2 separate regions of the Homo sapiens genome follow, and region 1 is linked to region 2. The links are chromatin loops, found by intact Hi-C in ENCODE. Cell type or tissue: CD4-positive, alpha-beta T cell. All regions are shown on one strand. Links, peaks and the distances in the headings refer to the core of each region. The heading gives the core; the rest is flanking DNA. Region 1 overlaps CAMTA1 (calmodulin binding transcription activator 1). Region 2 has its middle 4.3 kb from the start of LINC01672.

Region 1 (8,328 bases), core at 308-8,307, 350 kb before region 2:
TGGGGAATTTACCCAAACTTGTGATTGACTTCCAACCCCAGGAGGGTAAAGTAACAGAGATTACCTTCAAAAACCCAGGACACAGAAACACCAGGGCAGATCCTCCTGCCCACTCCTCAATCAGACAGGCAGCAGTCAGTACCAGCAAACCTTTTAAGCCCTTACTATGTGTTGAGCACTGAGTTTCCAATAACATCTCATTTAATCTTCCTGGTAACTCTGTGATAGAGGTGTTGTCTTTGTCTCCATTTTACAGATCAGGAAATAGAATTTTAAGAGTTAAGAAACGTTACTATTCCATCCTTATACTCCCCTTCAAAGCAAACTTCCTTTGCAGAGTGTTTATATTGCCTGCCTCCAAGTTCTCTCCTTCCATTCTCTCCCAAGCCCATTCCTATCAGATTTTTACCTCCACTATTCCATCAAGACAACTGTTGTCAAGGTCATCAATGATTTCCACATTGCCAAAGCCCATGGCAAATTCTTAATCTTAATTTTACTTGCCCTACCAGCATCTTTTGATAACCCTCTCTCCTCATTGAAACGTCATCTTCACTTAGCCTCTAACAAGCTCACTCTCTCTTGACCTTCTGCTTTCTCTGGCTGTTGCTTCTCAGTTTCCTTTGCTGGTTCTTCCTCATCCCCCTGTCCTCTAAACATCAGATTGCCCCAAATCTCCCCTGGGCCTTGTTCACCATCTCCACTCCCTCCCCAGTCATCTCACCCAGACTCAGAACTTTAAACGTCATCTCTGCACTGACTACCCCAAAATTTATGTTTTCAGCCTAAACTTCTCCCTCTGAACTCCAGGCTCCTATATCCAGCTGCCTATTAAACAATTCCATCCAAATATCTTCTAGGATCTTAAACTTTACATGCTTCACACATGAACCTACCATCACACCCACACTCACACCCCTTCTTTCTGTAGCTTCCCCCCACCTCAGTAGATGACAGCACCACCCTGCCAGTGACTCTGGCCAGACATCTGAGACTGATCCTTGTCCCCTTTCCTTTGGAAACATTAGAAGCAAATCTGTTCACTCTACCTTCAAAATATGGCCAAAATCCAACACTTCTCCCATCTTAATTGCTGCCGCCTTGGTTCAAGCTACCAGCACCTCCTCCCATCTAGATGACTGCATCTGCCTTTTGGATCTCCCTGCCTACACTCTTGCTTCTTCACACTAGTCAGGGGGACCCTTTAAAGGAGTGCCCATCTCACCCAGACTCAAAGCCAAGGTCCTCCCAATGACCTATCTGTCCTGCATGATCTGGCCCCAGGATTCCTCTGATCTACTCCTTCCACTCAGCCACACAGTCCCCTTGCTACTCCCTGAACAGACAGCAGGCTCCTGCCCCAGGGCTTCTGCACCTGCATCCCTTGTGCCTAGAAGAAACTCTTCCCTCAGAATCCTACTCGGTTCACTCCCTCACTTCCTCTGGGTCACAGCTCAAATGGTCCCTTCTGGGTAAGGCCTCCCTAACCACCCTGTGAAATAGCAACATCCCCTGACACACTGCCTGGCCCTCCACCCCACTTTCTTTTTTCTCCACAGTCGATAGTCCTGCCTGACGTTCTGCAGTGTACTCTGCATCTTGCTATACTATTTGTTGAATGCCTTTCTCTAGTCCTCACTGGAATGCAGAGATTTTTCTCCATTTTGATCACTGCTATATCTCCAATCCCTAGAACAGCACCCAGATTTCATAAATATTGAATGAAGAAATGAATGGATAAATGAATGAATGAGCAAGTAAATCTGTTCAAGGTCGCACAATAAATGCTGGTGCCAGGTTTCAGATTTGGGATGCGTGCCTCCGGAGCCCACACACCTCGCATCCATACTCCCCTGCCTCTGGCTGCCCAGACATGTTGCCTGACAACCTCAAAAGTCAGAAATAGCCAACCAGCACACAGCCAGGGAGGAAGATGGTATAAGCCCCCATGTGGCTAATGGAACCAAGTATCTGAAATAAGATGTTTGAATTGGAAAACTGAGGACATATTGCCATGACAGTAAAACCACGTGTCGTTCAGCTCAGCTGGGATAGGTCAGCATTGAGAGTGGTCATAGGGCTGATTTCCATGTAGAGCGGGGTACCCACAAAGCCCCACAAAGCACAGAACAAGCATTTGCCCTTGATTCCAAGAAGGCTCAGGAGATGCAATGCAGAAAAGCCAGTACGAGTCCATCTTCACCACTGGGGAAATCACCCAAAACCCTGATCCTACCAGCAGAGCCAACCTCTGCTTCATCCCTCAAAGACAGCTTGGACAAACACCTCCGTCCTCTTTGCTCATTTGGATAATGGCCCCCCAGGCAGGAGGACACGGGTATTTTCAGCACATTATGGCCCAAATCCTTTGTTTTAATTGGTCCCAGGCATTTCCACTTTTAGAGCCTCCTTCACTTACTTGGTTTAAAGAGTCAATCTCTGAATGATCCAATAGGAGCCCAGAGAGTAGATAAGATAGTGAGACTAATCTATAACATTTGTGTTTAATGGTTAGATATTAATTGGCTTTTTAAAAAGTGCGTAAATCGGTCCATTTTTAGTCTTTCTAATCTGTTGGTTCTCATTAATGAAGGAGCAATATTCATCAACAGCTCTGCACTACACATCACCTTGTAAAACTATAGTCCGTTTATTTTTAAAAAATAGATTTATCACGATTTGAAATATAGAAAGTCATTAAAATAATAATTAAAAACACAACTACAAGCACAATAAAAGTTTCATGATAATAAACTACATTTTAATGTATATTAATTCCCCTAATGATTTACTCCATACATCTTACAGGGTGAAATCAATGTCTGTACCAAAAAAAATTCAATTAAATTCTATTCACTGTATCTTTCAAGTGAGTCTATTGTTTGCTTTTGTCACCTATCAGGCCATTTGTCAGTTGTTCTAGCTCAAGATTACAAATAGAGGGGACATGGCCCCATCAAGGTCAGAAGAAACACGTCCAAATCCTCCCCAATCCACCTTTACCATCTCCTGTGCATTTGTCACTGATGACCTTGTTTGAGGAGAGGAGGAGGAGGGGGAGGCTCGCTCCAGTCCATACTCCTAAGCAAGCCATCAGTCTGCGGGCTCTGACTGGCACACTCTCTCTCATGCTCAGCCAGCCTGTGGGCCTCCAAGCAAGCCCCTGCAAAGAGCAAGCTCAGACTGTCCCTCTTTAAACTTCCTCTTGCCCCAAAACACACACCAAGTCAGCGCCTCTCTTCCAAAGCTCACTTCCCCTCAGTGTTCAGAGCCAGAAAAAGCACATCTGCTTTCCAGTCCCCTGCACCAAAGCAAGTCTTTGCCTTGCCTGAGTGATTTTTCTAGACTTAACACTCACACACAATCTCCATGCTGAGAAAACACTGCTGGCGACAGTTTGACAAGCTGGAGGGCTGCCTGGTGGAGGCGACTGGGAGGACTCCCTCTCTGGTCCCCTCCCTATAACCCACCCTGCCCAGAGATGCCTCGGAACCAGCAGGAAGACCTGGGTTCAGGGCCAGGCCTGGGTCTGAGTTGCAACCTGGGATCGTCGGCTCAACCACTCCCTTTGCTGGTGACCACTAGGGGGCAACAGGCATCACCGTGATGAGAGAGAAGGTCGTGCTCAAAAGGTTGTGCAAAGCCAGAGGAGCTTTCGACTTTGGAAGGAAAAGAAATCACTGCAGAGCCTCATTCTATCGCTGCGGGAAGACAACAGCGACCACCAGTATCACGCCCATTTTTCAAGTGAGGAAAAACAAGTAACTGAATGAAAAATGATTTACTACGGGACCCAACATGAATTAGTGTCCAAGCTGAAATAAACCCAGATGTGGCTGCTGCATATTCAGGCTCCTTCATGAATTCCCGTGAAAGTCCAGAAAGTGCAGTACAATATCCACGCCTCCTTTCTGGCCCCTCCGTAGCTGCGATGTCGGGGCGCCTATGAAGCCCTTTTGAGCCCGCCCCCATCTGATGCTGCTGTTCTCTGTGTGGGCAGAGGAAAGGAGAGGCCAGTGCAGCCCCTGAGGCTGGCGGCTCCGGACACTTCGGGCCCCGCCTCTCAGAAAAGCCCGTCCTGCTCCAGAGAGCAAAGGGTGCATCCTTCCGAGGGAGCTGCGGCTCACCGGAGGCCCCGCACATCCCCAGCGGAGGAGGGCGAGAGGACGTGAACCAGAGGCCGCGGCAAGGAGTAGCAGGCGCAGAGCTCTCATTAACCAAGATGGCCTCACGCTGGTGCCGGGCTTTATAAGTCTCAGCTGCACAATGCTTTTTAAAATATAGGTGCAATTTGGGCCTGTGGTTAATACTGTTTAATTTTATTTTGTACTGCGTAATATTTTCCCAAGTTAGGCCCAGGGTAAGTCTGGAGTCTCAGCTCCAAACTTTGCTGATTTGGCAAATGGATCCAGTTAGCAGCCACACACAAGCCCTCGCTACCAGCTCCTCTGCCAGTCCCCTGTTCCCACTCCACTCTCAGAGGCCACAGCACCCCCAGAGCCTGCTGTCCAGGCTCTCTTGTTCCTCTCCCCTCACGGGCACCCCACTACCCACAGCCCACCCTACGGAGAGGCAGACAGACCCTGTGGTCCCTGGGACCAGATGGCCCAAACGGTCCGCTGACAAAAGACCTGTCCCGTTGGCTGACCCTTGGCTCAATTCGTGTGTTTATTCTCCCAGCAACTACTGATTGCCCCGTTGCCCCGTGCCAGGCCCCCTGCATCCCATTTTCAGTTTGGAAAATATGATCACTGTGATCCCGATGGAAGGAGGTGAGGCTCCAAAAAAAGGAATTGCATTTTCTAATTCTGGTTCCACCACTTACAAGCTGTGTGACCCTGGGCAAGTCAGTTAACATCTCTGAGTCTCATATTTGTCCTTGGAGGGTCTCTGGGAGGGCTAGGTGAGACGAAGCAACAACCACCTTCTGCATAGCATGTGGCATGCAGTAGGTACTCACTAAATGACAACGGCCTCTTCGTGGTGAAGGATGACAATCTTTCCCAGTTGCCTTTGGGTTAAGGGAACAATCATAAAATAAAGACATGGCCGGAAATGGGAAAACACTCCTAGGATACCGGGGGCCCAGCAGGGTCAAGGGCATGGCAGGAGGTGTCTGAAACTTGCCTTTCCTGCTCGCCAGCTCTGCGGAGGCCAGGCCTGCGTCCAGCTTGGCCATTCCTCCCACCGTCCCTGGGTTCTCGAGCAAGCGAGTGAACAAAGAGAGGGAGCAACTTAGAGGAGAGTGTCTTCCTGCTCCACTGTCAATTATCTGCACAAAAACATGCTGATATATCTGCTTGGCCAAAGCACCCGGTAAGTGCTAGCATGTAATAAGAAAGAGAAAGAAGATTTTCACGCCCAGCATGCTAAGAAATAAGAAAATGACTCATAGTCCCAGGGCAGCCTTTCGAGTGGCTGGCAGGGCCCCTGCCACTGAGAGAGGCCCTGGCAGGCTAATTGGGAGCTGGGAGCTGAATTGGCCGGATGTTCAGTAGCCATGAATTTTTCTGAATCCCAATAAAGTGCCTTTTACTTTATTTGTCCAGATTATTTATAAATGGATTTTTCAATAAAAAACAGAGCTCGGGATGCATGATGGATTTTCTCTGGCACCTCACACAGGGCACGTTCATCCCCATCGTGGTCTGCCTGGCCCAACAGCACATGCCTTGATCAGGCCGTCCTCTCTTTGGGCCATAGATTGGCTTTCAATAATTTCTCAGAAGCCCGTGGGTAGTCACCAAATTTAAACTCATGTCCGTAAAACTCAAATTCAACTCAATAAGCGTTTATTGATATCCCACGACATACAAGATATTAAGCTCAGTGCTGTGCTGGAGAGAGGCGGTGGAAGAGGAAATCCAAGCATCTTAAGCGTCTTGCCATTTAGAAAAGAACGTACTTGTGTACAAAACTGAGCACAACACAATGAGCCTGGAGAAAGGCTAAAGCGACCACACCGCTGCATGAATACGAGGGCAGATGTCTTTTGCTTTCAAGTAGGATATTTTGGGCTGCAAAATTACAGAAAATCCAACCTAAATTACCTTAAAGAAGAAGGAAAATGTACCATCTCATGTCACAAGAAGTCTGGAGGTAGGGTTGATGTCAGCTGGGTTCCTTCTCTCGGCTCAACCATGCTATGACCTTGGGCTGGACCCACATGGCTGCAAGGTGACCATAGCGGCCTCCCATAACCATCACATTTTCCAAAGTCCAGAAGACAGAAATCATACACCCTTTTTTAAGAGCCAGGAAATTGTCCTAGAAGTGCCTAGCCATCTCACTGGCAATAACTGAGTTACAGGCCGCCCCTAAACCAATCACTGACCATGATGGGCTTAGACGGATCTAGGTTTATCCCCTGGGACTGGAGAGGGCCCTGGCATCTCCCCAAGAATTTGGCCACTGACACCTGAACACAGTCAAGGTCCTGTCGGCAAGAAATAAGACGGGAATGCTATTGGGGAAACCATCAAAAGTTGCCCTTGCCTGGTAAAACTGATCCTCTCAGAAGATGTTCTGGGTTAAAATAGACAAATAGACACACAATAAATGCGAGGAACTTATCTACCTTGTTCTTTGCCGTATGCCTTGCAAGGAACATGGTTCCCAGCATGCAGCAGATACTCAAATATTTGTTGAATGAATGAATCCTGGAATTAAACCAAGAGGCTGGTTGGGAACAGAGTCAAGATCATTCAAATCCCCCTCAGATCTCAGAGAAGCAGAAGAAGAAGAAGAAGAATTCAGCAAGTAAGAACCTAATTGGTTGCATTGAAGCCTGTTTAAAGAAAGACAATGCTTAAAGACAGGGAACTTCCTAAGGAGTTAAAGGAGTCCTATTTGTCTAGCACTGTCCAGGGAAGAGAGACCCTGAGTACAAGGGACAGGAACTTCCCAGCCCCGGGAGAGGCCTTCGTCCCTAGGAAGCAGAGATAACTCTTCCACCTTTTCCATGCCATAGATTTACCAGCCCTACCAACAACCTCCCTGCCCTTCCAATTCCCAACACTCCAGCCAACTTCTGATGAGACAGTGCTATGGGTAAGGGGGTGCCCCGTGTGGGGACTGGGGCATTCCAAGCACAGGGAAGGTGTCTACCTTTCACCACATCTTAATAACATGACACCCAGTTTATGTGCCCATCCAGCAGGAGTCAACTGCTTACATATTAGATGCTGCTTCCAGGCTGAGAGTCAGCGATAACAAATGTCCTGCCTTGATCTAATCAAGCCAATGTAAAATAGCAAATACAGTCACCTGGGTAAAGGACAATGCCATGTTCCTCTAAACTGAGCCTATGATGCTTCCCAGATGACAATTTAGCCCAGAAAGGAAGTAAAACTTTCCTTCCCTTGGCTTTACCTATTATTCAGGAAAAGTCCAGGCCCTGAACATGGGGCTAACACAGCCATTTGGGAAGCTGACCGTCCCGTGTCGCAGATGTTGTTAGCATCAGGACTTCTGAAAGAATGCAACTGTTTACTTAACAGACAAATGGACATTTAATATTTAAGGTTTTCTCTTTAAGCAAGGAGTCAGCTTCAACTTCATGCACTTTGCAGCCTGATGCAAGTTCTACCAAATCCATCCAGAACATGGGAAAGAGGGGAAGCATTTCATTTTCAGAGGTTACTGATGCTCTGTGTCGAAAATGTAAGCACGTTTATCTTGAAAGCAGTAAAATCTGATCTATAGATTTTCTTAGATCTTTCTAAGTCAGTGTTGACCAGGGACCAGAAAAATCTGTCTCAACTTCTTTAAATGACACACCCTGTTTATCAATCAAAAGTGTGTGTGCCTTGTCCCACACTGTAGATCCCGGGGTGGTGCATAGCCAGCCCACCTGAGATGAGACACTGAGGGTGGGAAGGCCCTAAGCATGGGCCAAGGCCAACAGCTACAGCCCCAGGAGCCAGGGATGCCCCTGTGATGCTGTTGCCCTGGGAGAAGAAGAGGGAACCACTAGAAAGGAGACGATTTGTAGAGCATCAAAGGGCCAGAGAGAAAAGACCCCTCGGAGAGGATGGTCTCAGAGAAGAGGGGCTGAACTGGAAGCAAGCAATTAGGACATAAACAGGTATGAGGTCAAGCTCAAGTGGCCCCAGATCCCAGGCTCAGCCCCTCCCAGTTGCCAGTCAGTTCTGGTGTAAGCACCAGCAGGTCTCATTTCTCCGCCTTGTGCTTGCTCAGGGTGCCTGAGGCTCAGCTGCTGCCAGCAAGCGCCAATGGCACAGTCAAGTTTAAGCCAGTGCTGCGTTCTTCTCCATTTCACACCCAGTCTTAAGACTGCTTTACTCTTTCACAATGTAAGGGAATAGA
Region 2 (8,328 bases), core at 201-8,200:
CTTGTTTAATTCTGAAGTTTACATGCACATTGGCACTGTTCTATCCTAACCTTTTGTTTCCATGGAAACCATTTATGATACCACAAAAAGAGGATTCTGACCAAAGTAAGGAAGGAATAGCAGCAATGGAAACTTGCTTTCAAATGAGCTTCAGGTAGAGGGAAGGACAGGGAAAAAAAAAAACAAAGAAACAAAATGTGGAGCCTGATACGGTTTGGATTTGTGGCCCTGCCCGAATCTCATGTCAAATTATAATCCCCAATGTTGGAAGATGGGCCTGGCGGGAGGTGATTGGATCATGGGGGCAAACTTCCCCCTTGCTGTTCTCGTGATAGTGAGTGAGTTCTCGTGAGATCTGGTTGTTTGAAAGTGTGCAGCACCTCCCCCTTCGCTCTCTTTTCCTCCTGCTCCAGTCACGTGGGACGTGTCTGCTTGCCCTCCACCTTCCGCCATGATTGTAAGTTTCCTGAGGCCTCCCAACCATGCTTCCTGTACAGCCTGTGGAACCGTGAGCCAATTTAACCTCTTTTCTTTATAAATGACCCAGTCTCAGGTAGTTCTTTATAGCAATGCAAGAACAGACGAATACAGAGCCATGCCCAGAGCTATTGTTAGGGAGAATGACTCTCTCCGGATGCCCTAGGATGGATGTTTGTGGCCCACTCCTACCAGAGTTGATTCTGACGATCTAGCTGGCTGAGTAACCCTTCCAAAAACTGCTTTACCCTTATGTTTTCTTTTCTCAAGAAAAAAAGTGTTGTTCAACCAAGGGGAAAGCACTCTCTGTTGTAACCCAAGCATGCAGAGGCATGGGGTGGAGGAGCAGACGTCACCTAGAGTATTAGTTTCCTGAGCCTGCTGTAATAAACTTGGTAGCCTAAAACAATAGAAATTTATTTTCTTACCGCTCTGGAGGTCAGAAGTCCAAAATCTGGGTGTCAGTAGATCCACGCTCCCTTTGAAGACTGTAGGACAGACTCCTTCCTTGCTTCTTCTGGTATCGGTGACTTGTTGGCCTGTGGTTGCTTCACTCCAATCTCTGCCTCTGTCTTCTCATGGCCGTCTCCCCTGTGTCTGTGTCTCAAATCTGCCTCTACCTTTTTCTCATAAGGACACCTGTCAGTGGAGCTAGAGTCCATCCTCAATCCAGAATGATATCAAGATCCTTCATTACATCTGCAAAGACCCATTCTCGAAATACGGTCCCTTTCTCATGTTCTGGGGGTTAGGACTTGGACATCACTTTTGGGAGCCACGATTCAACCCACTATACCCATATAACAGGAGACTTTGCCGTGGCAACTATAAAAATTCACATTCCATTTTGGGAGGCTGAGGTGGCAGATCACGAGGTCAGGAGACCTTCCTGGCTAACACGGTGAAACCCTGTCTCTACTAAAAATACAAAAAAAATTAGCCGGGCGTGGTGGCACACGCCTGTAATCCCAGCTACTCAGGAGGCTGAGGCAGGAGAATTGCTTGAACCCAGGAGGCGGAGGTTGCAGTGAGCCAAGATCGTGCCACTGCACTCCAGCCTGGGCGACAGAGCAAGATTCTGTCTCAAAAAAAAAAAAAAAAAAAAAAAAATTCACATTCTGAGCACCAAATGGGAAACCCCGTAGGTCTTGAAGCTTTGGCCAATTTCGGAAAAATTGCATGAGCAGTTCCTACCACTCCAAGACCTGGGCACGGCAGGGAATCTGGGGCGTTGCCATGGTGATTCTAAACCTTGAAACTTTTGTCTTTTCATATTGTTTGCAAGGAACTAGTTACTCAAACCTCATATGAAATGCAGGAATCCAACAGATAGGCTGTTTCTAGAGTAAGCTCATTGCTTGGAGTGAGAACTCCCCTCTGCCTTCATTGAAGAAACAGCACCTGTGACGTTCTTGGGATTCTCCCCAATGACCACCATACTAGGCTTAGCAACAACCTTAAACTTTCAATATAATCAGACATACCTGAGAGTGAGGAGGACAGACGAGGTAGAAGAGAAATGCTCCAACACAGCCCTCCACCACTCCTATTCAGAAGAAATTTTGAAAATGCTTGAAGGAGGCCAGGCACAATGGCTCATGCCTATAAGTCCCAGCATTTATAGAGGCTGAGGCAGGTGGATTACTTGAGCTCAGAAGTTCGAGGTCAGCCTGGACAACATGGTGAGAACCCGTCTCTATAATTAAAAAAAAAAAAGAGGCCGGGCACTGTGGCTCAAGCCTGTAATCCCAGCACTTCGGGAGGCCAAGGCAGGTGGATCACCTGAGGTCAGGAGTTCGAAACCAGCCTGGCCAACATGACAAAACCCCATCTCTATTAAAAATACAAAAATTATCTGGGTGTTGTGGTGTGTGCCTGTAATCCCAGCTACACAGGAGACTGAGGCAGGAGAATTGCTTGAACCCAGGAGGCAGAGGTTGCAGTGAGCCAAGATCGTGCCACTGCACTCCAGCCTGGGCCACAGAGCGAGACTCCGTCTCAAAAAATAAATAAATAAATAATAAAAATAAATTTTAAAAAAGAAAGAAAATGCTTGAGGCTGGGTGTGGTGGCTCACACCTGTAATCCCAGTAACATGGGAGGCCCGAGGTGGGAGAGGATCACTTAAGGCCAGGAGTTCAAGACCAGCTGCAGCAACCTAGTGAGACCTCATCTTTATTTAAAAATTAAAAAATTTAAAAACAAAACTCTTGACTCTACTAAGATACTGTTGGTAACACGGACAGTGAGTGAAAAGCCTCTGTATGAACAGCTTATCATGATTGGCATGACTCTGCCACCCACATCTGTATTTATAAGCAGCTACAGAGGGCCAGGTGGCAGGTGAAAGCTTGTTTCTCCAGGAAACAACAAACTCAGAGAAGCCGTGGCTTTTGTTGAATCTTCCTGGAACTGTCATGCAGGAAAGCCTGGGAAAGGGAAGATTTGGGTAAGTTCATCAGAGTTTCAGTCTGGACAGGATTTTGGCTGCAGATTCTCTTGGTAATTTCCTTTTACATGAGGTAAAAACGTGAGTGACTTTCCTCATGTTAATACATCCATCACCTTCTAGATCCAGCATCCTGCTTCCAGTAGCGTGCTGGGGCCTCCTGTAGCATGCTGGGGCCTGAACACATGGTCTGACTTCGCAGTCATGGCACTGAACCCCTGAGAACCTACCAAAAAGGAGGGTGCAGAGGAAAACCCTCTCCTTGATGGTGTCCCGCATGGCAGAAACAGGCTTTGCTCCTGGAATACTTTCAGGCCCAGGATCATCTTCACAATGAAAAACCAAGACTAGGCCCGGGCGTGGTGGCCCATGCCTGTAATCCCAGCAATTTGGGTGGCCAAGGCAGGCGGATGGCTTGAGCCTAGGAGTTTGAGACCAGCCTGGCCAACATAGCAAGACCTTGTCTCCACACAAAATGCAAAAATTAGCCAGGCGTGGAGGCATGTGCCTGTAGTCCCAGCTACTCAGGAGGCTGAGATGGGAGGATTGCTTGAGCCCAGGAGGTGGAGGCTACAGTGAGCCAAGATCACACCATTGCACTCCAGCCTGACAGAGTGACAGAGACACTGTCTCAAAATAAAAAAATACAAAAAGATAAACCAGGACTGGGAAAACAGAACTAAGGTGGTATGCCCACTTATTGTGAGCCTTCTGGAAGGAGGTCGTGCACTTTTGAAAAGAACCAGAGAGGCCAGGCGTGGTGGCTCATGCCTGTAATCCCAGCACTTTGGGAGGCTGAGGCGGACAGATCACCTGAGGTCAGGAGTTCAAGACCAGCCTGGCTAACATGGTGAAACCCTGTTTCTACTTTAAAAAAAAAAATACAAAAAACATAGCCAGGGCCGGGCACGGTGGCTCACGCCTGTAATCCCAGTACTTTGGGAGGCTGAAGCAGGTGGATCACAAGGTCAGGAGTTCAAGACCAGCCTGGCCAACATAGTGAAACCCCGTCTCTACTGAAAATACATAAAATTAGCCAGGCGTGGTGGCGGGCACCTGTGATCCCAGCTACTCGAGAGGCTGAGGCAGAAGAATCGCTTGAACCCGGGAGGCAGAGGTTGCAGCGAGCCAAGATCACGCCATTGCACTCCAGCCCGGATGACAGTGTGAGACTCTGTCTCAAAAAAAAATTAGCCAGACGCGGTGGTGCACGCCTGTAATCCCAGCGACTAGGGAGGCTGAGGCTGGAGAATTGCTTGAACCCGGGAGGCGGAGGTTGCAGTGAGCCAAGATTGCGCCATTGCACTCTAGCTTGGGCAACAAAAGCAAAATTCTGTCTCAAAAAAAAAAAAAAAAAAAAATGAAAAGAAAAAGAGAAAAGAACCAGAGAATCAAACACATTGTCCACAAAACAGCCCTGCTTCTGCACAAGCAGGTGATGGGGGCGCCATTTTCCTGAAACATCCCCCTTCCTATTCTAAACCTTCAAGTGCAGTCTCTTTGTACGCTTCTGTTCATTGGGACCACAAGTCTGCCCTCTGCTGGTTAAGGGACATGCAAGCATTATTACAACTGGGAAGGGGACCAGTGCTGTGGCCCCTTAACCGACATTTTTCCCAGAGGGGCAGTGATGTAGGCAGTAATGTACTTACCTCCTAACTCATAGAGACTTTATCTTAAGAGTCAGAGCTGTTGAGTGGCCGATAAAACATTCTCTACCTTCATGGGTCACAGATAACATCTACACGCCGCATATCCCAGGGAATTCTAAAATCAAGCTGGTGTTATCACACCTATGGCTAAAAGTCCTCTGAAACATCATCATATAAGTTAATCTCAAAGAGAAAACATAAATAAACCAAGGAAACATAAAAACAGTCATTGAAAGATACAAACCTGAGTCTGAATCCTGGTCTTTCTATTTACTAGCTCCGTGAGCTGGAACGAGTACTCAACCTCTTTTTTTTTTTTTTTTTTTTTTTTTTTTGAGACACGGTCTGAACTCTGCTTCCTAGGCTGGAGTGCAGTGGGGCGATCTCAGCTTACTGCAACCTCCGCCTCCTGAGCTCAAGGGATCCTCCCATCTCAGCCTCCCAAGTAGCTGAGACTACACACAAGCACCACCACGCCTGGCTAAGTTTGTATTTTTTGTAGAGACGGGGTTTTGCCATGTTTCCCAGACTTGTCTCAAACTCCTGGGCTTGAGCGATCTGTCCATCTCAGCCTCCGAAAGTGCTGGGATTACAGGCATAAGCCACTTCGCACTGTTATTCAACTTCTCTAAACCCCAGTTTCCTCAACTGTAAAATGAGGCTGTCTATAATTACATCAGATAATTGTTGAAAAGATTAAATGAGATCATTAATCAGGTAGCACAGTGCAGTATCTGGCACATTGTAAGCATTCTTTAAATCAGGGGTGTCCCGTCTTTTGGCTTCCCTGGGCCACATTGTTAGGATTGTCTTGGGCCACACATAAAATATACTAAACACTAACAATAGCTGATGTGCTTCAGCAAAAAAAAAAAAAAGGCCAGGCACCGTAATTTACAGCTGTAATCCCAGCACTTTGGGAGGCCGAGGCAGGCAGATTACCTGAGGTCAGGAGTTCAAGACCAGCCTGGCCAAGATGGTGAAACCCCATCTCTACTAAAAATACAAAAATTAGCCGGGCGTGGTGGCACATGCCTGTAGTCCCAGCTATTCAGGAGGCTAAGGCAGGAGCATCACTTGAACCCAGGAGGCAGAGATTGCAGTGAGCCAAGATCATGCCACTGCACTCCAGCCTGGGCAACAGAGTGAGATTCCGTCAAAAAAAAAGCAAAGACATCTCATAATGTTTTAAGAAAGTTTACAAATTTGTGTTGGACCACATTCAAAATCGTCCTGGGCTGCATGCAACCCACGGGCCACGGGTTGGACAAGCTTGCTTTAAATGTTAGCTTAAATATTTTTCTCTTTCAATTCATTTTATTCTAGAAGCTAGAAATCTTTGCTCACAGTGGCGCAGTAGGAAAAGCCAGTGTTGGAGAAGAGAAGTGTGTATTGAGACCGACAGCTTCATCACCTGTGGTCCTCAACCAGGGGCAATTTTGTGTGCCCAGGGGGTTTTGGCAATGTCTGGAGACATTTTTTGGCTGCCACACCCGGGGACTGGTGCTGCTAGAATCTGATGAGTAGAAGCCAGGCATGCTGCTAAATAGCCTTCAATGCATAGATCAGTTCCTACAACAAGGACTTATCCAGCCCAAAATGTCAATAGTGCTGAGATTGGGAACCCTCTCCCGGCCTCACGAGAAGCGTCTTCAGCTTTAACACTGAAGACCTGAGTCCTTGGCCAGCCACTGTATACAATCAAAGCTGTGCTTCTCTAAAGTTGAAAACTCATTTAGTAATGCCAGCTGTGAGCACTGTGAACAGGTATGGCACTAAGCAATGGTGACTCTGCTGAGTTCCAGAACTTTCTATCTCTTACTAACCAGTAGCATTTCTGCTTACAGCTTGGCTTTCCAGATGACAATAAAAATAGAAGCAAAGTATCTGGATTAAAAAGCCACCCAAAGTCAAGGGGTCAAGGCTCCATATATATATATATTTTTTAATCATAATACACATAAAACTTACCATCTTAACCATTTTTAAGTGTACAGTTCAGTAACACTAAGTACATTCACATTGTTGTGAAATCAATATCCAGAACTCTCATCTTGCAAAACTGAAACCCTATACCCATTAGACAAGAACACCTCCATTTTCCACCCCAAGGACTCTCAATATTTTCATAAGATAAAATACTCACAGAAAAACAAATTGAAACAAAACAAAACACAAACCGACCAACAAAAACCCAGAAGGTTTTTTGTTTGTTTGTTTTTTTTTTTTTGAGACAGAGTCTTGTTTTGTCACCCAGGCTGGAGTGCAATGGTGCCACCACAGCCCACTGTAGCCTCAACCTCCAGGACTCAAGCGATCGTCTCACCTCAGCCTCCCAAGTAGCTGGGACTACAGGCATGTGCCACCACACCCGGCTAATTTTTAAACATTTTTTGTAGAGATGGGGTCTCACTATGTTACTCAGGCTGGTCTCAAATTCCTGGGCTCAAGCTTCCTGAGTAGCTGGGATTACAGGTGCCCGCCACCATGGCCGGCTAATTTTCATATTTTTAGTAGAGGCGAGGTTTCACTATGTTGGCCAGGCTGGTCTCGAACTCCTGACCTCATGTATTCCGCCCACCTCGGCCTCCCAAAGTGCTGGGATTACAGGCGTGAGCCACCACGCCCAGCCACAAAATATTTTTTAAAATTATCTGGGCATGGTAGTGCACGCCTGTAGTCCCAGCTACTTGAGAGGCTGAGGTGGGAGGATTGCTTGAGCCCAGGATTTGGAGGCTGCAGTTAGCTATGATCATGCCACTGCACTCCAGCCTGGGTGACAGAGCAAGACCCAGTCACTAAAAATAAAAATTAAAAAATAAATAAATAAAAGGGGCCCTGGAGAGGTACCTCAGCCCTTCTGCCATATGAGGAAACAGAAGACAGACGTAAACCAAAAAGCCAGCCCTCACCAGACACCACATCTGCCAGCGCCATGGTCTTGGAGTTGTCCAGCCTCCAGAACTGTGAGGAATAAATGTCTGTTGTTGAAGCCACCCAATCTATAGTCTTTGGTTATGGCAGCCCAAACGGACTAAGACACGAAGCTTACCAAATGGCAGAGCCATGTGCTTCCCGAGATCAGCGATGCTGAGGAGAAGGCTGATCTACCCCAGTTCAGGAAGAGGGACTTAGGGCTTTCCTTGGCAATGTTCTGCTCCTGGGGGGTCCTTGGTACTCAAATCTGAACTCTGTTCCTCTGCCTATCAGTGAATGAAAACATCTCCTGGCTTCTCCACTTCCATCATTTTTTTGTTTCCAGCTCTTTCTCTCCTCCCCGTTTTAGCATACAGTAGTCCCCTCTTATTCACAGGGGATATGTTCCAAGATCCCCAGCGGATGCCTGAAGCCTCAGATAGTACCCATCCCTATGTATATTGTTTTTTCCTACAGACTACATGCCTATGATAAAGTTTAATTTATATATTAGGCACAGTAAGCAATTAACAATAAGTAATAATAAATAGGACAATTATAACAATGTGCCAGCATCACTACTCTTGCAAGTTGGGGCCAATGTTAAGTACTACAAGGGTTTCTTGAACACAAACACGGTGATACCATGACAGTAGCTCTGACAACCAAGATGGCTAAGTGACTAACCAGCAGGTAGAGCCTGGATGCGCTGGACAAAGGGAGGATTCACGTTGCAGACGGGATCAAGCTTACAGCGAGAGATCTCATCACGCTGCCCAGAATGGTGCACAGCTTAAAACTCATGGATTATCCCCTCTCCCTCTCCCCACGGTC

What was found. Hi-C counts contacts between places; a loop is a spot of excess contacts. Peaks named below come from ENCODE experiments on the same cell type or tissue, not always from the same donor. Only the 100,000 strongest peaks of a DNase experiment are listed, where the experiment ranks them.
Region 1: it touches region 2 in a loop (15-fold over the local background); 76 of 110 quality-filtered maps call a loop at or near these places.

The regions. Positions count from the first base shown.
Region 1 is chr1:7,065,842-7,074,169 of GRCh38, reverse strand. All of the region lies in intron 3 of CAMTA1 (calmodulin binding transcription activator 1), which reads right to left. Among named protein-coding and RNA genes, the nearest start is that of CAMTA1-AS3, 56 kb to the right of the region's middle. RefSeq lists an enhancer at 3,486-3,605. In CD4-positive, alpha-beta T cell, for the core only: CTCF peaks have their summits at 3,411 and 3,611 (motif pointing right); a DNase peak (open chromatin) is centred at 3,579; H3K27me3 peaks cover 190 bases.
Region 2 is chr1:6,716,311-6,724,638 of GRCh38, reverse strand. No RefSeq gene overlaps it. Among named protein-coding and RNA genes, the nearest start is that of LINC01672, 4.3 kb to the left of the region's middle. In CD4-positive, alpha-beta T cell, for the core only: CTCF peaks have their summits at 4,283 and 4,483 (motif pointing left); a DNase peak (open chromatin) is centred at 4,458.